Regions from separate parts of the Homo sapiens genome. Here all the other regions are linked to region 1. A link is a loop called in an ENCODE intact Hi-C map of the cell type or tissue named here. Cell type or tissue: GM12878. All regions are shown on one strand.

Region 1 (4,000 bases):
AGGCTGTGGTTAAGTTCATTTTCTGAATGTGGTTTCCTCTCAGGCTGCTTTGATATTAATGTGAGTCAACAACCACTGTGTCATCCCTGTCGCAAGGATCCCTGTGGAGAGCCTAGTTACCAATAATAAGGTAGTCTTTTTGTTCGTAGAGTGGCATTGTCATTTCCCATTCCTCAGTGAATATACTCAGTTTAAAGAAACTGCAGCTGTATACTAAAATGCTGAGTATACTGGGAGAATTGCATATTTTATACTTTTGAGACAAGAAAGATTCCCTTGTCCCCCTCGCAGGGTGTGAGATGGGGAAGTGGCTCGCTTCATCAGTGCCCCGCTGATCAAACCTCTAAGGGAGCATACATACAGGCAGGCTGTGGGGCTGCGACCCCACGGCCATGTCTAGGGGTGAATGTTTACGGCTCCTGAAGCCCCAGTGGGCATGTGTTACAGCGTGCTCTCTTAGTTTGCTGTCTATAGGTGGCTTGTGTTAACCAGCTCAATTAGATCCCCTTCCTTATCACAAGGACAGAGGGCTTTCTGTATCCTGGGTTCCTGCCTTGGTGTACAGGAAGAATCAGATCACACGTGGGCTTGAAGAAAGAATGCAAAGTTTTATTTAGTGGAAGTAGCTCTCAGCAGATGGAGGAACCAGAAGGAAGATGCTCTTTCCCTGGAGGTGGGCTGCTCGGTGGCCCTGGCTCTCCTCCAACAGCCCCACCTCGTCCCGCCAGTGTCCTGCTGACGGCCTGCAGGCGCCAGTGCTTGTGCGTGTGCTCCTCTGCCAGTGTGCTCCTCTCGACGTCTGGCTGCCTTTGTGTCTACTGCTAGGGTCTGGGGTTTTTATAGGCCCAGGATGGGGTTGTGGCAGGCCCAGGTGGTCTTGGGAAATGCAACATTTGGGCAGGAAGTGCCTGTCCTCACCTAGGTCGTTGGAGTGGAGCCCTTGCCAGGGACCTGCCTTTCTCTACCCAGTACTTTGCTTCCCCCATTCCATGTCATTTAAAGGGACCACACTCTTCCCTTCCTAGCAGTCCTGTATCACTTTGTGGTTGGATTTTATACTTTAGCTTTTATATTGTAGATGGACTAGTTATAATCTACTACATGAGCTACTGGAGACCTCACATTACTTAATTCTGATTACTTTGAAGAGAGAAGTGAATAGATACAAAGAATGCTTAGGGTTATCTCATTTTGTTGTTCTTAAATGTGACATTTGTTATTGGAAAAACAATATGTTTGTTGATACATAACCTACTTCCCTTGATCATTTTAAAAATTTCAATTAACCCTTGCCCCTCACCTCTCAGAAATCTGTATCTCATAACTCTCTCTTTTCACCTGAGCTCCTAGCAGTTTACAGGCAACATGGTCATCAGTGAAATGTACATGTTGAAAGAGAGAAAATAAAAACCCTCCAAGTTAGTCTGTTAAGGTGAATACATATGCTATTGCATGACCAACTAAGATAGATAATGCCCAGACAGGTCATAAAAAAGACACAGGAAAAGGGAACATTGAATAAAATGGTGGCAGCATTAGTTGACTTTATAATTCTGTTGCCTTGTGAAACAGAATTATTTGAAAGAGGTTTCTGAAAATGTTTTTGTTGCTTGTCAAAGCATGGTGCTTTGACAACACAGAAGCTATTTTTATGTAGAAACAGTAGTGAAGGTATCTTCTGTTCACTGCACAACTAAATTATAGCAACTTATCATTGTGTTGCTTAAGGAAACAAACAGATTTCAAAGGTTTATTCTAGAAAACAGTGTTTAATCAATTTCTTATACTGTCTTTGAACATAATCTAGTAAGCAGATGTGGAGTTAACGGCTTATTATGTTCATACTCCCTATATCCATTCAGAGTCTGCCAGGCTCAGAATAAAAGTCAAGACATGTGCACATAGAGACTCTGTAGATGTTTGTAGCATTTGAAATTAAAATAGTGAGAAGGCTGCCTGGGCGTCCCTTCAGACATGGCACAGTGGAGCACAGAGACAGGAAATATGCCAGACTGCCTCTGTAGGAGGCTGCTGTGAACACGTGCAGCAAGGAACAGGGAACCGCTTAATGATTAATCACTGTCAACCTTTGTTCTCGTTAAAGACTTGATTGTTGGACAAGGCTTGTAATGAGGGACTGTTTTGGTGTCTGTTGCTATGAGATTGTGTTCACTGATCCTCAGTTGATGTAAGCCGCTGTTCTCTTTTTGCCCAAGTCGAATGAACTTGAATGAAAATGCTCTCACAGTGCCTGCTAGTGGTGCTTTCAGAGGAGGTTCTGGGCATTCTGTTTACCAAATGCTACTGCAGCTCAAAAACGGAGAACAGGTAACTAAGAGTTTGGCTCAGCTGAATTTTGGCATATGAGATTTATGAAATTTTAGCAAATGTTTTAAAAGTTTGATTCTAAAAGACGTAAATAAAAGTAGATTTTATGGTAGTAATGGAATAAAAACCCTTCAACACACCCACACACCTTTTCTTTTTAACAAGCACAGATATTCAAGAATCAAAATTTTAAATTGTTACCATTTCTCTTGACTTCTATAAATAAAATATTAAATTGTGTTTTGCAAACCAAATTCTTAAACCACCAACTCATGTGAGAGGTGGGAATATGTCTTGGCATTTTCCTAAAGGCTAAGAAAAAAAATTCCATTTATTCTGTCATTGATTACAGCTTGCAGACTTTTATATAACCATTTTTTTGTTTGCTTGTTTTTAGATTCAAGGGGTACATGTGCAGATTTGCTCCATGGTTATATTGCATGATGATGAGGTTTGGGCTTCTATTGATCCCGTCACCCAAATAGTGAACATAGTACCCAATGGGTACTTTGTCTGCCCCAGCCTCTCTCCCACCCTCCCCCTTTTGGAGTCCCCAGTGTCTGTTGTTCCCAGCTTTATGTCCATGTGTACTCAATGTTTAGCTCTCACTTATAAGTGAGAACATATGGTATTTGGTTTTTCTTTCTGTGTTCATTCACTTACAAGAATGGCCTCCAGCTGCATCCATGTTGCTACAAAAGGACGTGATTTAATTCTTTTTTATGGCTATGTAGTATTTCATGGTGTATATGTACCATATTTTCTTACTAATTCAACATTGGTAGATACCTTGGTTGGTTCCATGTCTTTGCTTTTGTAAACAGTGTTGCAATGAACATATAAGTGCAGGTGGCTTTTTGGTAGAATGACTTATTTTCCTTTAAGGTAGATACTCAGTAATAGAATTGCTGGGTCAAATGGTAGTTCTATTTTTAGTTCCTTGAGAAATCTCCAAACTGCTTTCCACAGTGGCTGAACTACAATTCCCACCAGCAGTGCATAAGCATTCCCTTTTCTCTGCAACCTCATCAACATGTATTATATTTTGACTTTTTAATAAGAGCCATTCTGACTGATGAGAAATAGTAAGCATAACCATTTTTGAATATTTTACTGCAATAAAATATCAATGGAACATTTTAAAGGAGGAAAAAAACAGTATTTTTAAACTTTAAAGAATATTTTTCTGGATTAAAGTGACCTTATAAAACTCTGAATTTCTTCTAAACATAATTGCATCATCATGAAATTACTTTTAAAATATATACTTATATGAAAGTACTAATATAGAACAACTAAAACTGTTAGTGATATTCTCAGATTATGCTTACTATCCCCAGGCAAAAATATTTCTCTGTCTCTCTTTCTCTCTCTTTCTAACAAATGCAATCTGCTATAGTTTTTTGATGTGTCTGCATGAAGCAACTTTTCTTGTGTTTTACATCTGTATATAACTTTTTGGTTCAAAATACTATGTGTCTCTATTGTTCTCTCTTTTTTCATTCGCCACTATTCTTAACTCATCTACATTGTAATCAGGGAAGTTGAGTAGGGACTGTTTGTACCTCAAGAAATCTAAAATGTAGCCTCTGTCAGCATCCTATGCCCCTACCTGGTCTACAGGTAACTATGAATGTTCCACTTGATCCCAGAAGTGATTCTGTCTAACCCA
Region 2 (4,000 bases), 100 kb before region 1:
ACCGGCTGCCTCTGCCTCACTAGAGATCTTGACAACAGTCTTTTTGATCCCAGCCAGCTCACCTCTTCCCTCTCCACCCTCCCTACTCCTGTTTATTTCTTTGCCTATTGGGATCAGAGTTCTTGGCTCTGTTCCACATTCCAGGTATACTTAATCCTTGCCATGGTAGCTCAGCAGATGGGGCCTGAGCCTTTTCTACTGACAAAGACACCTATGTGGGGCCCTCAAGTCTGCCATTTAACCAGTTCTCAAGGAGTTCAGAAAGGAGGGAGGCCGGCAACACTTTTCAGTATTCACAATTCCCTTTCATGGTGAGAGCCTCTCTGGTGAAACTTTAGATGCTACTTCTTTATTTCCAAAAATATTTTGGGCTTTCCCATCAGCACAGCCAACAATATAAATCACTAAGAGTCTAGGGAGGGTGTGAGTATGTGAGATCACAAGCTACAGAAGCCAGAGGCTGTAAAGTGGGACTTGCAAAAGCAGAGATAGGTGGGGTGGATTTGCATGAATTCATTTCAAACTGAGGTTCTGAGTGGGGAGGGAAGAGGGAGTGAGAAGGAACAAGAGCTAAGGAGATTAGGATCAAACGATGAAATTAGGTGACAGAAACTGAAATCTGGTACCTCTAGACTGATTTCTCACCAAGACTCTTGGTACCTTTCTCAGTCTGGAATATTTTTGCCCATAGCAAAGTCTGAACCATCAAGGAATGGTCAGGATTTCCCTCAGAAGACATGATTCCTGGGGCCAGGCATGATGGCTCATGCCTGTAATCCCAGCACTTTGGGAGGCCAAGGTAGGAGGATCACTTGAGGTCAGGAGTTCAAGACCAGCCTAGGCAATGTAGCAAGACTCTGTCTTTGAAAAAAATTTAACAAATTAAAGATAATTAAATTAGATGTTTAAAAAACCAAGGCCTGTTTCCCTGATTTTTTTTTTCTTCAAATTCTCCAACTCTGGAGATGGTATGTCAGTTTCCTAGAGCGGGGCTTCATCAAATGTTTTATTTTTATTTTTATTTTTAATTTTTCCAGTAGGTGTTTTCAACCACACTCTCTATGAATGACTTCAAATTCTCTCCATGAATAAATGAAGCATTGTGTACTTAAACTTATACAACCGCCTTCATATGCTTTCAGTGGTTTCAAGGCCTCAGTAGAGCTTAAAAATGTATAGCACTACATGCCCCCTTTAGGGAGTTAAGAGATGGGGGAGAGAGTAGTCTATGTTCCCTAGGGGCCAAACACCCTGGATTAAAGCCTCCTATTTTTCTTTTTCATCATTCGTAACCATTTCAAATGCAAACCCATAGAAAAACACGTTCCTTTCTCTTTTTTTTCTTTTCTTTTTTTTTTTTTTCAAACAACGGGGATGGAGAAACATTAGGAGCAGAGTAAAAGCTGTTCAGTGTGCTTGGATGACTCAGTCTAAAATAGTATTATAGCTTGGCAGCAAATCTACTTCAGGGAAGCTGGTGGGAGACTAAAATAAAAGTTAAATTGAGGGGGTAAATCATTTTATCAGGCTTAGGATTTTTACTTGATGTAATGAGATTCTCAATGTAAAATGAGTTAATATGTCTGCCTAAGGGCATAAATATTCAAAGAAAGAATTTGAAAATACAGACTCAAAGTAAAGAGCAGTCTGAAATAAAACAATGCAAGGCAGTGAAATTTTCCTCATGGAAATTTTGGCACAATATGCTTCCTTTTGAACAGCATGATTAAATGTGAGTAGCCCTAGCTTGTCGCTAAGAAAAAGAAAGCCTCAAAGTTTTTTTTTTTTTTTTTTGTCTTTTAAAGACTTTTCTATTGGGTTCTATTTTCCTCCTCCTCTTCCTCCTTCCCATCTATTTTCTAGAAAAACTATCCTTTTTTTTTGCCCTGCAAAATGCAAACTGAATTCAGATTGTTCATAAAAGATGAAGCCAAACATATTTCTGTATTGTTGCCTTTTTGCTCACTGATTTTCTGTGACTCAAATGCAGAGAGAGCCCATAGTGCAGAGGGCGAACTTTTGCTTAGCCCACAACCAGAAAGGGAAACCCCAGTGTTTCTTCTCAGCAGTTGACCAAGTGGCCCTCACACTTTCTTTCTTGCCTTTCTTTTTCTGTTTCTTTCTGAAAACACTTTCAATTAAGCCACCTATGTTCCTTATATCACAAAAAGTAATGAGTCAATCAAGCCTGTATTATCAGTTATTCTTTCAAATTAATAGGCTTATGGAAGAAAGGGATGGCTAATGCATAGATATCAGACACATAATCACAGAAGGTGAAGTTGGGGCAAGAGTGGGAGGTCAGAGGCCTATCCTCCTCTTACCTAGAAAGTAGAATCAGAGGGGAGGGAAGAATGGTCTCCTTCTGGTTCTGTGATGGCTTTTTATATCCTGTTAGTACTTCGTAGACTGAAATGATCTTCACACAAATACTCCTGGTGACATTTGTGTAAGTCAAGAAGCATACCCAGCGGCTCAGGCATTTTAGTCCAGCTACTCCCAGGAAAAGGAAATGGATGTACACAGGTTCTTGGGCGGAGCCCTGCTTTCACTCCAGGGCCTCTGAGAGGCAGGCCCGAGGCCATGCTCCTGAGATGGACACTGCCCCAGGTCATGCTTCATGCCACACAACATGGCTGCTGAGTTTTGAGCAAAAACCAGACATCAGACTGTCTTTGGGAATGGCCTAAGCCCATTTCCTCTTAATTGCTTTCTTCAAGGCCCTGTCAAGTCTGATCACTATGAAATTGTTTGGTTGGCCTTGTGGTAGAGAAATAGCTGTGTTATGTATAGAGTGCCCTATCCGATGGAAGCATCCACTGATGCTTCTGTTTCCATTTTTAAAAATCTTTTATTTTCACCATTTAATCTTTGACAATCTTGATATACTGATGTTTCTCTCTGGCCTTCCACGTGGCACAAGGATCTGCTTGTTTAACGAGCAGCATTTGTAAGTACTCAAGTAGGGGCCCTGTGATAGATGATTGTTACTATAGCAACTTTCTTTTTTTTTTAGAAAAAAAGAAAACTAACCTTGTGAATGGACACATAAGAAATCAAAAGAAATTAAAATGTTTCCCTCAGAGCAGAATATAGCTGGAATGCTGAAGTCTCCCTCAACCTCATGAAAAGATTTGTGTGAACAATTTCCATGCTTTGGATTGGGCATAGCCAGCTGTGGGCTCTGAATTCCCAGAATAATGTTTTAGTGTGAAAATCAAACACTTGTATTCTTTTTTCAAAGCTTTTCTTTAATTATGGAGGAGATGGCCAACATGTGGGACAATGTCACTGTCAAGCACCTAGAGGTTATGCGTATGCAGCATCTTACTTAAAAACCTCACATTCACATCTTTTAATGTGTTCCACCAATAAAGATGTGCCATTTCCTTTTCAGAGCTGTGGTCTTAGCAACTTGATGTCAGCTTTTTCAGCTCTCCCAGCAGGGAAATTCAGGTGAATTCCAAACTGTGATTAGAGAGATCTGAGTGGAGTTAAAAGGAGTCAAACAATGGGAAAGAAGAACACTCACACAGACACACATGCACACAGACCAGCTGCGCGCAAAGATAAATTGCATCTGCGTATGACTGTTGGCGCTTGTCATGAAGCAGTGAATTTGCTAGGAATAGGTACAGGTCAATGGGAGAGAAAAAAAATCTCTCTGCTGCCAAAAATAATAAAAAGGAGGAAAAAAGCACCTGTGACACTAGCTATCATGGAGGAAAAAAGGGTGTTACTTAATGATATTGAAAGTTTAAAAATATGATGGGAAGCAAAAGCAAGAAATAAAATGATGTGTGCTTACTATGTGAGCACAGATAGTGGAGAATGGTCTCAATTGATGCAGAGATGGATCAAGGGTTGTTGGATTGCTCTGTCCTTCCCACTACCCCTCCCCACTCCCTTATTTTCTGACCTCTGACTATATTTTCTTTGATGGAGAAAATGATAGGCTTGATAATACATGATAGGCATCCAAAGATCAAACTTTATTAGA
Region 3 (4,000 bases), 230 kb before region 1:
AATTTCATAGCCATACAAATTCATATTGAAGCAAGTCAGCAAACGTGGTGCATTTCAGATGAAACCTCAACGTGAAGATATATCAGTTTTAGACCAAAGCAGAAGTTTATATAAAGGATATAAGCTTTTGCCCTGTATACTCAGGAATTAAACTAAAAAGAAATCTACAAATTCATTTATAGATTATTTCAATTTGAGGCCTATAGATATGTGAGAAAGGTTTCTTTAAGGTTTAATGACCAAGTTCCATGTGAGCTCTTACTTGGGAAACAAAATTCTCACATGGCATTAATATACTATAAATTGTGATTTATCAAAACATTCTCATATCCTATCTAGGGTGAAATTTAATATTGCCAATAAACTTTCCACTCGAAAAAAGTGGTAAAAGTGTGCATGCTAAGCATGTTTTGTTTTGGAAAAAAAAAAAAAAAAAAAGAAGGATGACTGTTCGGAAGGCACTTTCCTGAAGGCTCCCTGAATTAATTTTTGCAAATTATTTGGAAAATTCAAAGAAAAATTGTCTTTTGAGAGATACACTGAGTATTATATTTTGTATGTCAGAGGAGTATTGAATTTCTTGTTGATATCAGTTGCATTGGCTTTTTTGGTTTTGCTTGTATTATTCATTGTTTCTACAGTTCAGTATGGATGTATAATCTCACATCTAACATCTGACATTTTAAGATACAGCATGTTCCTTTTGTTTCAGGTGGACAAAATAGATCCTTTTTTTAAGTATTTTGTGCACATCTTATGACTGTGTCTTTCCAAATAATACACATTTCATGTTGGATGGCATGGGTGTGTGGGTGATTGGATGCATGGATGGACAGACAGACGGATAGATGGATGAATGGGTGGATGGTTGAATAGTGTGTGATTGCTCTGAGAGTCCAGGTGCTGGGTTCAAGTCACAGCTTTGTTAACTCACTCCCTGGCCTATAGCAAATGAATGATACAAACCTCTGTTTCTTCAATGTAATCATAGTTCTGTAGAGTCGTAGGGGTGAAATGAAATAATGCATGTAAAGAACTTTGTGTTATAATTGGCACATAGTGCTCAGAAATGTTAGCTATTATTAATATAATAAAACAATAATCGATATATATGGCTATAACCATATAAACCATTTTTAATTTAAGGATGAATAATTACAACGTGTAGATATCATGAATGCATTGATTGTAATACACTTCAGAATACCAGTAATTTTCTAATCATTAGAGTTTAAGCTCTTCTATCCATATATTAGAAGTGTAACAACCACAAGCTTCCTTATCTACTTATAGAATTGCAAGCATAGCTTACATATGAAAACGTTCTTACACGTCATAATAGGGCAGCCAGTTGTATTAAGCACCTTGTCTTATTAAGATACCATTGTTGTGTGCAGTCAAATGTTTGTAGTTTCTTGGTAAGTGCCCTTAAGGCAGATGTCTTACCCTCCAGGGAGACACTGAGGCTCTCAAAAGGGGTAATAATATTTCAAAACATCTGGAACACGGTTTGAGCCATTAGGCCGCACAGCCCCAAGTTTTTATTAATTTGTACTCCAGACTTCACTAGAGGAAAAAGCAGCACGATTTTTAGGCGAAGGAATAAGCCACTTGAGGTCCGCCTCTGAATCAGTTTCACAAAGAAAAGTCCATCAGTGCAGAGGAAGGCCAGCGGACCTGAGTACCTATGTCGTGGTTAAAGAAGGATGACTGGGCCGGGCGCGGTGGCTCACGCCAGTAATCCCAGCACTTTGGGAGGCCAAGATGGGCGGATCACGACAAACCATCCTGACTAACACGGTGAAACCCTTTCTCTACTAAAAATACAAAAAATTAGCCAGGCGTGGTGGCGTGCGCCTGTAGTCCCAGCTACTCGGAAGGCTGAGGCAGGAGAATGGCATGAACCTGGGAGGCGGAGCTTGCAGTGAGACAACATCGCGCCACTGCACTCCAGCCTGGGCGACAAAGCGAGACTCCGTCTCAAAAAAAAAAAAAAAAGAAAAAGAAGGATGACTGTTCAGAAGGCACTTTCAGCTTTTCTCATAGTTTTAACATGTGGGTCTTCCTTCTTGGAGGTATGGGAAAAACAGTCTAAGCCTGATGAGAAAAGGCTGTGGATTTCTCAGGTGATGGCTCTCGCGAGGTCTGAGCCGCGCGGCTGGGGTCTGGCTCCGCGCGTGCCTGGACACGCACAGATTGTTTTGAACTTGAGCAACGCCTCCTGCTAGCTTTCCACCCGATTTCTGTCTGTTCAGAGCTGGCCTCCTCTAGCAGGAAGTGCCTGCCGTTTAAGGAGTGCAGGCAATTCCCGACAGCCAACCCCGCCTCCCCCGCCTCCTTGCTCTGCTTCCTTCTCATTGGTCTGGAGGCCGGCCGGGCCTTATCCTCGCATTTTTAAAATGTCTTCTTTTGTCAGCTTGAGGTTTTCCAGAATTTAAAAGCGGAAAGGAAGAGAGAAGGACAAGGAAGCTATAAAAGACACATTAAATAAACTCTACTGGGAACAAGTGTGTGTGTGTGTAAGAGAGAATGTAACTTTTGCAAGGGAAGTTGGTAGATTGCTTATTATTTTAACAAAGAGGGGGTGTGTGTGTATGTGTATGTGTGTGTGTGTGTGTCCCTGAACTGGAGAAGCAGATGTTTAAAGGAGGCAGCAGGAAGCAGTTCTGACAAATGAAAGGATTTTTGATTGAATTCATGAGCTAAAGTTTCCTGCCAGTAATGCATTCAACCCTAGGCTACATAAAAGAAAAACCTATATAATTGAGGTTTAATTGCTTAACTTTTAAACATGCAACCAGAACAGGCAAGTGTAGCTTCCACAGGTAAACCTAAGTGATGCTGTAAGCTGATTTGGGGTTATTATTTATTGGCACTTCATAAAATTATGATCCTTTCCCCTTTATCATGCTCCTGCTTTTTCAGTGCTTGAGTGCCAGAGTCTATCCCTTATTGTCTGTGTAAGTTAAAATCCTTGGTGCACACTTTTTTTTTCTCTTTAAGCTGTTTCGTGAGCAGGTGCAGATGGCTTTCATGAACTGAGCCAAATGAAATGCTCTGTTTCAGCCTGCAGAAACTAAAGTTTTTAAAAACGGAACAACTGTTTTGTGCTGTACCTATAATTCAACTGGAAAATGTTTTCCCCCTTTTATGATGAAAACTGCCATCTCTGTTTCTCTTACTGAATCTGGTTTATTTACAGCCTTAAGGAAATCTTGTCACTAAAATCCACCCTCACCACTCCTCCAGTATTTTTCAGTCTGATGATTTCACAACCAGAGCCATTGCAAAATAAGAGTACATGGGCATTTTTTTAAAATCCCTAGTGATTTTTATGAAGTTTTTTCCTGTCTTGTTTCTCATTGTATAATTAAGTAAACAGTTTCAGGAATACTCAAAACATTGAGAGTGCTCTACCTTTTCATAAATATAATATGAAATAAATCACTTTATTCATCAAGGGTTTTAATTTTAAACCAAGCAACAGAAAGAGGGGCATCCACTTGGTTTGGTGCTTGCATTGTTGAATCCTCTTGAGAAACAAAGTAAAAAAGTGAATTAACTTCCTTGGATCATAGAAAGCTCTAGTGGCCATGGTTGTGATGAACCTTAGCTTTCTGCTCCAATCACACTTGCATGGGCTCTCATGCAAAGATATATAACAAGTAACCATAACCCAAAGCTGTAATTTTGCTAATTTGCTGAACCCTGAACTGAATAAAACCCAAATATTAATGTTGTAACTGAAGCAAAATATGTTCAAAAATAGACCAAACAAACTAATTCAAACCAGAACGATACTTAGATATTTTCTAAAATGATTGAACAGAGCAAAACTAGAATTTCGAAAACTTCCACAAGTCTAACCTAAAACAAACCAAGGGCCCATTGGTTTGCATCGTTTTATGAGAGCCCAGCAGGAAGTGGAGGACTTAAATTCTCCTCCTCTGTTGACTTCCGCAATCAACACTGTCCCAGGGACACTCACTCTGGCAACAAA
Region 4 (4,000 bases), 64 kb before region 1:
CTAGAATATTACATTCTTTTAAAAAGAAGAGATGTGTTCAGTGTACACTGATTGAGCCAGGCATGGTGGTGGAATGAGAAATACAATCTATTTAGTGAAATGGAAAATTGCAGGACAAGAGAGAAATGTAAGTCCCAGATGTGCACAGAGCACTTTGCTATGGAAACCACAGAGAAGGGGCATCCACCTCAGCCTGGCTCCAGGTTCGAAATGGAGAGACTATGAGCATTTTCAGCTGCACTCTCATAGAAGAGAGGAACAATCCTTCAGACCAGGGGAAGACAGAAAAGGAGACTGGCCAGAAGAACACCTGGGAGGGAGCACAGAGCTCTTCATTCCCAGGGGTTCTTTATAGCATGGACATTTACAGTGTAGGTACTGCCCAAATGCCCATCCACACCAGTGTTAGGGACTGAATTTTGTTTATTTCATTTATCAAGATATAATAGTTTTGAGTCATCAGTTGTATTTCTATAGCCTATAAAAAGAGCACCAGGCAAGGCAGGGCCCACCACCGCTGCAGCCACACCCAGAGTCTTCCCCATCCTGTACTGTGGACTCCACATCAGACCTGGGAGGCAGGACTCAGTGGATGAGGCTGTGTTTTGCATTTCTGAGTACAGTCCACAAAATGGTTTGCTTCTGAAAAAGCAGTAGTAGTCTTACATCCAAGATTATTCCTAAAATAAAGTTTCGACCCACATATATAATGAAATTGAAACTGCCTACATTGGCAAAGCCAGAAAGAGAGTAAAAAAGATGGGGTAGGCCAGTTGCGGTGGCTCATGCCTGTAATCCCAGTACTTTGGGAGGCTGAGGCGGGTGGATGACTTGAGGTCAGGAGTTCAAGACCAGCCTGGCCAACATAGTGAAACCCTGTCTCTACCAAAAATACAAAAATTAGCTGGGCATGGTGGCGTATGCCTGTAGTCCCAACTGCTTGGGAGGCTGGGGCAGGAAAATCACTTGAACCCAGAAGGCAGAGGTTGCAGTGAGCCTAGATCGCACCACTGCACTCCAGCCTGGGTGACAGAGCGAGACTGTCTTTAAAAAAAAAAAAAAAAAAAAGAGAGAGAGAGTTGGGGTAAAAAGTCAGAAAGAGAGATCCCAAGGGAGAAATAAAAGGAAATTTGAGCCAAAAAATGCATTTCTGATGATCTCTTCTGCTGTATAAAGATACTTTATAAGGCAATTTTAACTCTGATAACTTGCCCATTTCTGTTTGCAGAAGGAAGTCAGTCATTCTCACAAATATCTCCATTTGTTTTTCCTCCTTGTATTTCATTCAATTTTGTGGGGAAGGGTTGGAGGGCCCAATTTTGCTATTGTAAAATTGTTTCTCATTTTTCTGAACACTTGAAATGGGGTCAGATCTAAATGGCTATGAATGCAACATGGATCCAAAGGCCCAAAGGTCAGGTCCCACTTGGACAATTTTGATATGTAAAGTGCTGCTAACATTCATTTATAGACAGCAGCAAGAAGTATGAGCTGTGGCCTGGTGAAGATTCACATAGATCTCATTTTCCTCATATTCAGAGCAAGACGTTCCCAACTGTCTGTGGGTCTGCATGAGTTGTGGGGTGTGGGAGACCCCTCTATTGTCCCCTTTGAGTGTACATATTCTGTAGTGAAGCCAGAGGCAAATGTGTGAGAACCTCCCCAGGCTGTTCCTTGGGAGTGAGGGCAGCCCTGACTTCCATGGGAATGGGATTCCCTGCCAAATTCAGATGCCGAGGCTTCCCTCAGGGACCACAGCCCATCCGAGTGGAGGAAGTTGCTGTGAGAAGTTAAGCAGGCAGCTCTGAAGGGCTGTGTGTGTGTGTGTGTGTGTGTGTGTGTGTGTGTGTGTGTGAGAGAGAGAGAGAGACAAAAGAGAGCAGCCTTGCCCCATTGCTTGCATTATAGTACACATGGAATCAATTTTAAATTTCACAGAAAGAAAACAGTAAACAGAGTAAGAGGGGAGCTGGTGTGTCTCTCCAAGGTTGGTGTGTCTCTCCAAAGCTGGTGTTTCTCTCCAAGGCTGGTGTTTCTGCTCATGCATACAATACATGATGCACACCATTCATACCTCCAGGTTTTACACATATTTCTTTCACCCCTGAGCATCTGTGAGACTCAGCTTGATGATATTTCAAACGACTATGAGGATCACACCTCTTGGCAAAAGGCAGAATAACTTTCTGTTGTAATATTTTAAATTAAGAGTTTCTTCTATCTAGGCCTTGCAGGAGAGAGGAGAATGTATTAACAAATTTATTCTGAAAGTAGAGATGTGGGAGATATGTGATCCACAAAGCAGGGCCACCCAAGGTTCACTTCAGTGTTCACGTTTGGGGAAGCATGAGAATGTCACATAGCAAGGCCAACTGGCTCAAATGTATTAGCATACAATCAATATGCAAGGCGCTATCTGAATGCCGATTAGTAAGAGTCACATTGACCATGGTAGCAGATGACACATTAAACAGTATGATACCAGCCACAAACCTCACTAGCTTTTCCAGTAACCTGAAAAGACAAAGAAAAAGAGAACTTGGGGAAACTCCTATTCATCAGTCAGGTTTCCCCTTAAACATCACTTCCTTTGGGAAGCCACTCAGACAAATCCACCCCCACCCGACTTCCCCTAGCTCAGCTCTTCTCTTCTTTTACATTATACCTTCCAGAATTATCTGTCTTCCCTCTTTCAGTCCCCAGCACCCAGCACACTCCCTAGCACTCTGTAGGCACTTAAATATGTGTTCGATGGTTGATGGAATATTATTGGCTTGTGTTAGGTCTTGGAGGGTATGAAAATAGAGAAGATAGAATCCCTGCCCTGTCTGGGAAGGAGACAGACAGATAATAATAGACACCATACAATTTGTCAGACTTTGCAATGCTTGTAAGTACAGCTTCTCTAAAGGAGAACAAAAGGAAGGTTGAACTTCTGAGCACCTTAGTGATAAAACAGACCTACATTAGCTTCTTCTCTGATTCATTAATTTTACTGGTAAGAAATAATGAACAGAATCCTATTTCCTTACATTTCAAGTTTGCTACCAGGATAGCACAGTATCAATAATAATAGGCAATGGATTTCACTTGGGGGAATATTATGTCAGGAGGAAAACATGAAATATTATCAATATCCTCTCTAGGGAATCTATGTATTAGCTTTGTGATGTCTAACCTCGAATTTCTCACCTTCAGAACTGAAAGCAAATACATAATTGGATTTGCATTAAAGCTCTAAAAAGAGTGAAATTAAGAGTCACGCTCAAGTTTCCGGCTATGTTTCTTTGTTGCCTACTCCTTTTGCCACTCTGTCACTTAATTCATCTTTTTTTCCAGAGGAAAAATCAAAAGCAAAATATGCAACACCACTCCCTGCCCTCCAGTACTCCCACAGTATTATTTATTGACCACTCTGGGTGTGCTTGGCTTAACAGACAACAGAAAGGAAGTGAAGGCTCTTCCCTGAGGGTTTGCTGATGCGATTAGAGAGCCATTTAGAAAGATAACTCGAAATCTCAGACAGACACAGGAATCTAACTTTTATTCTGGTGTCAAAAATGATTTGAAACCTTTTTTGTATGATGACGTTTGTCAGTACTCCTTTTATTCCTCTCACAGCAGCCGGTGGGCGTCTCCATGCCTGATGCAGACAATATAGAATCCAAATGCAGTTGCAAAGGTGAATGACTTCAGGTGGCTTTGCGCCGCCATCGTCATCTGCACAAAATGTGGACTGACCATGGATCTTTCCTCCATATTAACCTCTCCAAGAATAGAATCTATTGAAGACATGAATCTTTTGATAGCATTTCCTTGGGGTTTTGGGAGAGAAATTACATCTTGCAGATATCTGATGAAACTCTCATGTGACCAAAAAGACTGCAAATAAGAGTTTGATAAACAGAAAACAACATGACAATAGTTTCTGGGTAACTCTTTGAACTTGTTAGGTACAGCATATACTGTCCTTCACACACCTGCTGTATTTTGAGAATCT
Region 5 (4,000 bases), 180 kb before region 1:
TCAGATTACATTAATTGTTTTGGCAGCTACATTGATTGACTAGTATTGAAATTACTGTCAGCTAAAACTCCCTGTACCCCATTGTCTCTTTCACAATAGGCCCTCAGTAAAAATTTGATAACTTGAGTTACATTAAATGTTTTTACACATGAGACCCCCTGCTAGATCACTTCTCTCCAATTCTGCTCATTTTGTACAACTGATATTTTATGTCCATGAAGAGGGATTTACATTTATCCCCGTTAAATGTCATCTCTTTAGGGCTGGCTCATAGTTTCAGTTTGTTGAGATCATTTCTATCCTGATTGTTACCCCAAATATTTTTATTGGCCCCAGTTCCAGGTAATTGATAAATTTATTCTGCATGCGTTCATAAATTTCACTAAGTCATCAACACAAAGTCTTCTGTAAGACTGGGAGACATCAGCTCCCTGCCTTACCATAAGTGACCTGTGGTTTGTCATTCTTTCATGGATTGGCTGTAGATATGGATGTATAACTCATTACAAATCCATCTAAAAGAGGTGGCTAGTAACATCATGGATTCTGTGGGCCAGTAAACCTTGATTTCAAAATTTCATTCTTCCCCTCATTAACCTTCCCTGGGACAAGTTCATTAAACTTTCTCATGAACAGATCCCCTCATCTGCAACAGTACTTCCTTTCTAGGGCTGTTGGGTGGATTAAATGAGGTAATGCCTAAGAAGTCTGGATCAGTGCCTAACACATGTATATCCACCATCAATCTCTCCCCAAAAACCTCACCTCACATCAAATGTCCACATTTTGTATACTAGGATATTGCAGACTCCATGTTCATCACTAAAACTAAAAATTCAGTGCTCTATTAACATGTCTTCATCCATGTTGGCTTTTAAAGTTTCCTCTTAACAAATTTTCAGTGTGAAATCATTCCTTGAAAAAGGGAGTAAAAAAATAGGAATTAAGATTTTTTTTATCTTTGTGTCATCTAGTGACACCTACTTTTAACTTCAGCCATATACAATCCTAGATTCTTTGGCTCTGAACTTTAGAAGAAAAATTCTTTTAGTCCTCTTCAATATTTTAGAATAATAAATTAAGCCAACTGAATAAAAATATAAGTATCCCAGTTCCAGTTTTTAAAGCTATTTCCTCTTGTGATGGATTCTTTTCTGAATGAAGAATTAGCTTCCCACAGATGTTCCTGAATATTTCAGCAAGGACACCTACAATCAGATCTAAACAACCAAAACAAAATGCCCAACAAACAAAGTAGCAAGTAGATTTCACATTCTAATAGCTTATGTTGTATGTCCACAGAATGAATATAATGAAACATGACATGAATGAGTAAATCTGTCAGAAGAAAAACAGATTTGCTGTTGCAAATTAACTAGTAGTGCTGCAGTTTCAAAGCTGTAGATTTTCAGTTACCTGAAATTAGTCATAGTGGTAAGAGACTACTTTTCTTTCTAGTCTATCCCGCAATAGTGTTTAAGCTTATTTCAGGTATTTCAAATGGAGAATTCAAAGCATCCACTTTAAATGAGTCTTAAAAGTCTATTCTCTTCTAGGAGTAACTATTGGTATGTAAAAACACTACATTAATACATAAAGATTTCCTAGGAAGTAAATTATAAGCACGAAACTTGTGCCATACAAAATGGCTACTTGTTTAAAAAATTGTTCAGAGAAGTCAGATTAGGTCCTATTGGCTATAATTGGATAATGGAAATCCATTTTATATGCATTACCAAACTCTCATCAAATCATACCTCAAGGCACCAAGAGGCAAATCACCTCTTGTATTAAACTAGATATGGCCGGTGAATAATGGGTGCAGAGGTGGTCATTTCCATGAGTGGAACCAGATATAGAAAAAAAAAAACAAAACAGTTTCTAGCATTGAGCTAGAAGCTTCTCTTTACTAATAAGATGTGACTGAATTCCAGGAATATTTGTTCAGTTAAAAGAGTAATGGTTTCTCCTCAGTGGCTCTTTGGACATTTGAAATCTTTTGCTTATTTGTTTAGCAGAATTTTTTTTTTAATGTTGAACAAATGCACAGCAGCTTTGGTGGTGCTCTGACCAGCCCCATAGAATGCTGCCTCAAAAGTTTTTCCTGTGACACTTCCTTTCAGAGATGTTTCACATGTGCTTTTTTCCTTCTGCCCACACTCTGTGTTCACCACCAACTTTCCATTGTCAGTCCCCTCCCACACACAATTTCACTCTCTCATACACTCCCTGAATCTTACAGCAGCTCAAACTACCACTCACGTTTTCATTACATTATGGGAAAGGAAAAAAAAAAACTGACTTCCTCAAAAAGGACATAAAGTTCATTTTTTAAAGGACTTAACGTTTTCAAAAAGATTTTCTTTTGTAAGATCTCCTCATTCCTGCCTGTTGTACTTGCCATAATAGGGACATACAGGCTTTCTCTTTGCTTGTGGGACCCCCAAGCCATTTTTCTCTGTTGACTGGTTTTCTCATCAGAAGTTCTTAATTATGAGTCAATAAAATAATACTCTACAGTCACAGCCCCAGGGAAGGGAAGGATTGCTTAAGTATCTAGGTTATTCAGGGAAGGATGGGGGTAGAGAGAGATGTGTTGGCTTTCCATTTTCTATTCAAGCAAAAGCAGTTTTAAAATCTGAAATTAGAAAGGTTATAGGAACTGCTTAAATCAGACTTTCATGTCTGTGTTATAAGCTTCCAACTTGGGAAAGCTTAAGAAAAAGAAACCTAAGGTTTCAAACATGTGCTTGTTTCAAAGCACAAACTTGGCGACTTCTCACATTGCTTTCACTAAACCTAAGAGTTCTCATACAAGTGAGGTCTGTTTTCATCACTTTCCAGCAAAGATTAAATAGCAGGGTGCTGTAGTGATGATTCTGGTTACTGAGATTTCATTGCCAAGTCAGAAACATCAGAGGGACAACTCCATTTAACCATAGGCCAAAGATACCTCTGCCACATGAAGGCCAGGCCAAATGCCAGCCGAATGAATCAGTATGCACAGTGCTGGAGTCAGAAGCAGACACCTCTTCTGGAGTGCTTAGTCCATAGACTGGAGTGAAAAATATCAGAGCAGAGGAGAAGAACAGTAATAGGTGGACATTCCTAAACACGACAGTTATTTAAAACTTTTTTTTTTTTTTTGAGACAGAGTTTCACTCTGTCGCCAGGCTGGAGTGCAGTGGCACGATCTCGGCTCACTGCAACCTCTGCCTCCCTGGTTCAAGCGATTCTCCTGCCTCAGCCTCCCGAGTAGCTGGGGTTCCAGTCACATGCCACCATGCCCAGCTAATTTTTGTATTTTTACTAGAGATGTTGGCCAAGATGGTCTCCATCTTCTGACCTTGTGATCCACCACCCTCGGCCTCCCAAAGTGCTGGCATTACAGGCGTGAGCCACCGCACCCGGCCTGTTTAAAACTTCTTACTCACTTTGGATAAATGATGCTGGGAGTTCAAGCATTTACTTCCAAGACAACCTGGGATAGGATCAGCAGTGATTCCTTAAGTGAAGCTACGTTTATACCTCAATTCTTTTGTTTATTCATTCATCTGTTTAAAATAAAATATTTCTAGAATACCTACTAAGTGTCAAGAAAATACCAAATATATTTCTTTTGGCATCTAGGTAATGAGTTAATTTGAAAGTCTGAGAAAACCAGCAATCTGGAATAACAGTGGCTTTTATTAATCATCTGCTATGTGCCACATTTTATATGTTATCTCATTTAGCTATCACACTTAGCTTCTAAAAAAGATGGGGAGAAAGTATCCAAATGAATGTGCAGAGACAACTTGATTCACAGAGGTAAGAAAGACCCCTCAGACACCCACTGAAGATACTGGGAATTTCAAATAAGGTTAAAGGTACATTACTCAGGGCACCAGGAATGTTCAAAAAATGGACCACAGTTCAGTAGCAAGGAAGCCTCTAGGCACTATTCACATTTGTTTGAGTCACAATTTTAAAATGAGTGAAACTTGTGTCTTTGAATTCA

Evidence for each region. Peaks named below come from ENCODE experiments on the same cell type or tissue, not always from the same donor. Only the 100,000 strongest peaks of a DNase experiment are listed, where the experiment ranks them.
Region 2: a loop joins it to region 1, with 4 times the contacts of the local background. A loop is called at or near these places in 4 of 110 quality-filtered maps.
Region 3: it touches region 1 in a loop (4-fold over the local background); 12 of 110 quality-filtered maps call a loop at or near these places.
Region 4: a loop joins it to region 1, with 2.7 times the contacts of the local background. A loop is called at or near these places in 2 of 110 quality-filtered maps.
Region 5: it touches region 1 in a loop (4-fold over the local background); 2 of 110 quality-filtered maps call a loop at or near these places.

The regions. Positions count from the first base shown.
Region 1 is chr11:96,010,439-96,014,438 of GRCh38, reverse strand. All of the region lies in intron 2 of MAML2 (mastermind like transcriptional coactivator 2), which reads left to right. Among named protein-coding and RNA genes, the nearest start is that of MTMR2, 88 kb to the right of the region's middle. RefSeq lists an enhancer at 1,799-2,402. In GM12878, a CTCF peak has its summit at 2,257; DNase peaks (open chromatin) are centred at 78 and 2,118; H3K4me3 peaks cover 342 bases; H3K27ac peaks cover 1,271 bases.
Region 2 is chr11:96,110,967-96,114,966 of GRCh38, reverse strand. The region is part of intron 1 of MAML2 (mastermind like transcriptional coactivator 2); the gene reads left to right. Among named protein-coding and RNA genes, the nearest start is that of MTMR2, 190 kb to the right of the region's middle. In GM12878, no CTCF peak of the experiment used is centred here; a DNase peak (open chromatin) is centred at 2,026; H3K4me3 peaks cover 503 bases; H3K27ac peaks cover 3,110 bases.
Region 3 is chr11:96,241,654-96,245,653 of GRCh38, reverse strand. The region is part of intron 1 of MAML2 (mastermind like transcriptional coactivator 2); the gene reads left to right. Among named protein-coding and RNA genes, the nearest start is that of MIR1260B, 98 kb to the left of the region's middle. RefSeq lists an enhancer at 1,958-2,107. In GM12878, no CTCF peak of the experiment used is centred here; a DNase peak (open chromatin) is centred at 2,203; H3K4me3 peaks cover 1,832 bases; H3K27ac peaks cover 2,451 bases.
Region 4 is chr11:96,074,288-96,078,287 of GRCh38, reverse strand. The region is part of intron 2 of MAML2 (mastermind like transcriptional coactivator 2); the gene reads left to right. Among named protein-coding and RNA genes, the nearest start is that of MTMR2, 150 kb to the right of the region's middle. RefSeq lists a silencer at 2,354-2,413. In GM12878, no CTCF peak of the experiment used is centred here; a DNase peak (open chromatin) is centred at 2,467; H3K4me3 peaks cover 867 bases; H3K27ac peaks cover 2,538 bases.
Region 5 is chr11:96,186,940-96,190,939 of GRCh38, reverse strand. All of the region lies in intron 1 of MAML2 (mastermind like transcriptional coactivator 2), which reads left to right. Among named protein-coding and RNA genes, the nearest start is that of MIR1260B, 150 kb to the left of the region's middle. RefSeq lists an enhancer at 3,021-3,080. In GM12878, no CTCF peak of the experiment used is centred here; DNase peaks (open chromatin) are centred at 1,338 and 2,179; H3K4me3 peaks cover 494 bases; H3K27ac peaks cover 3,892 bases.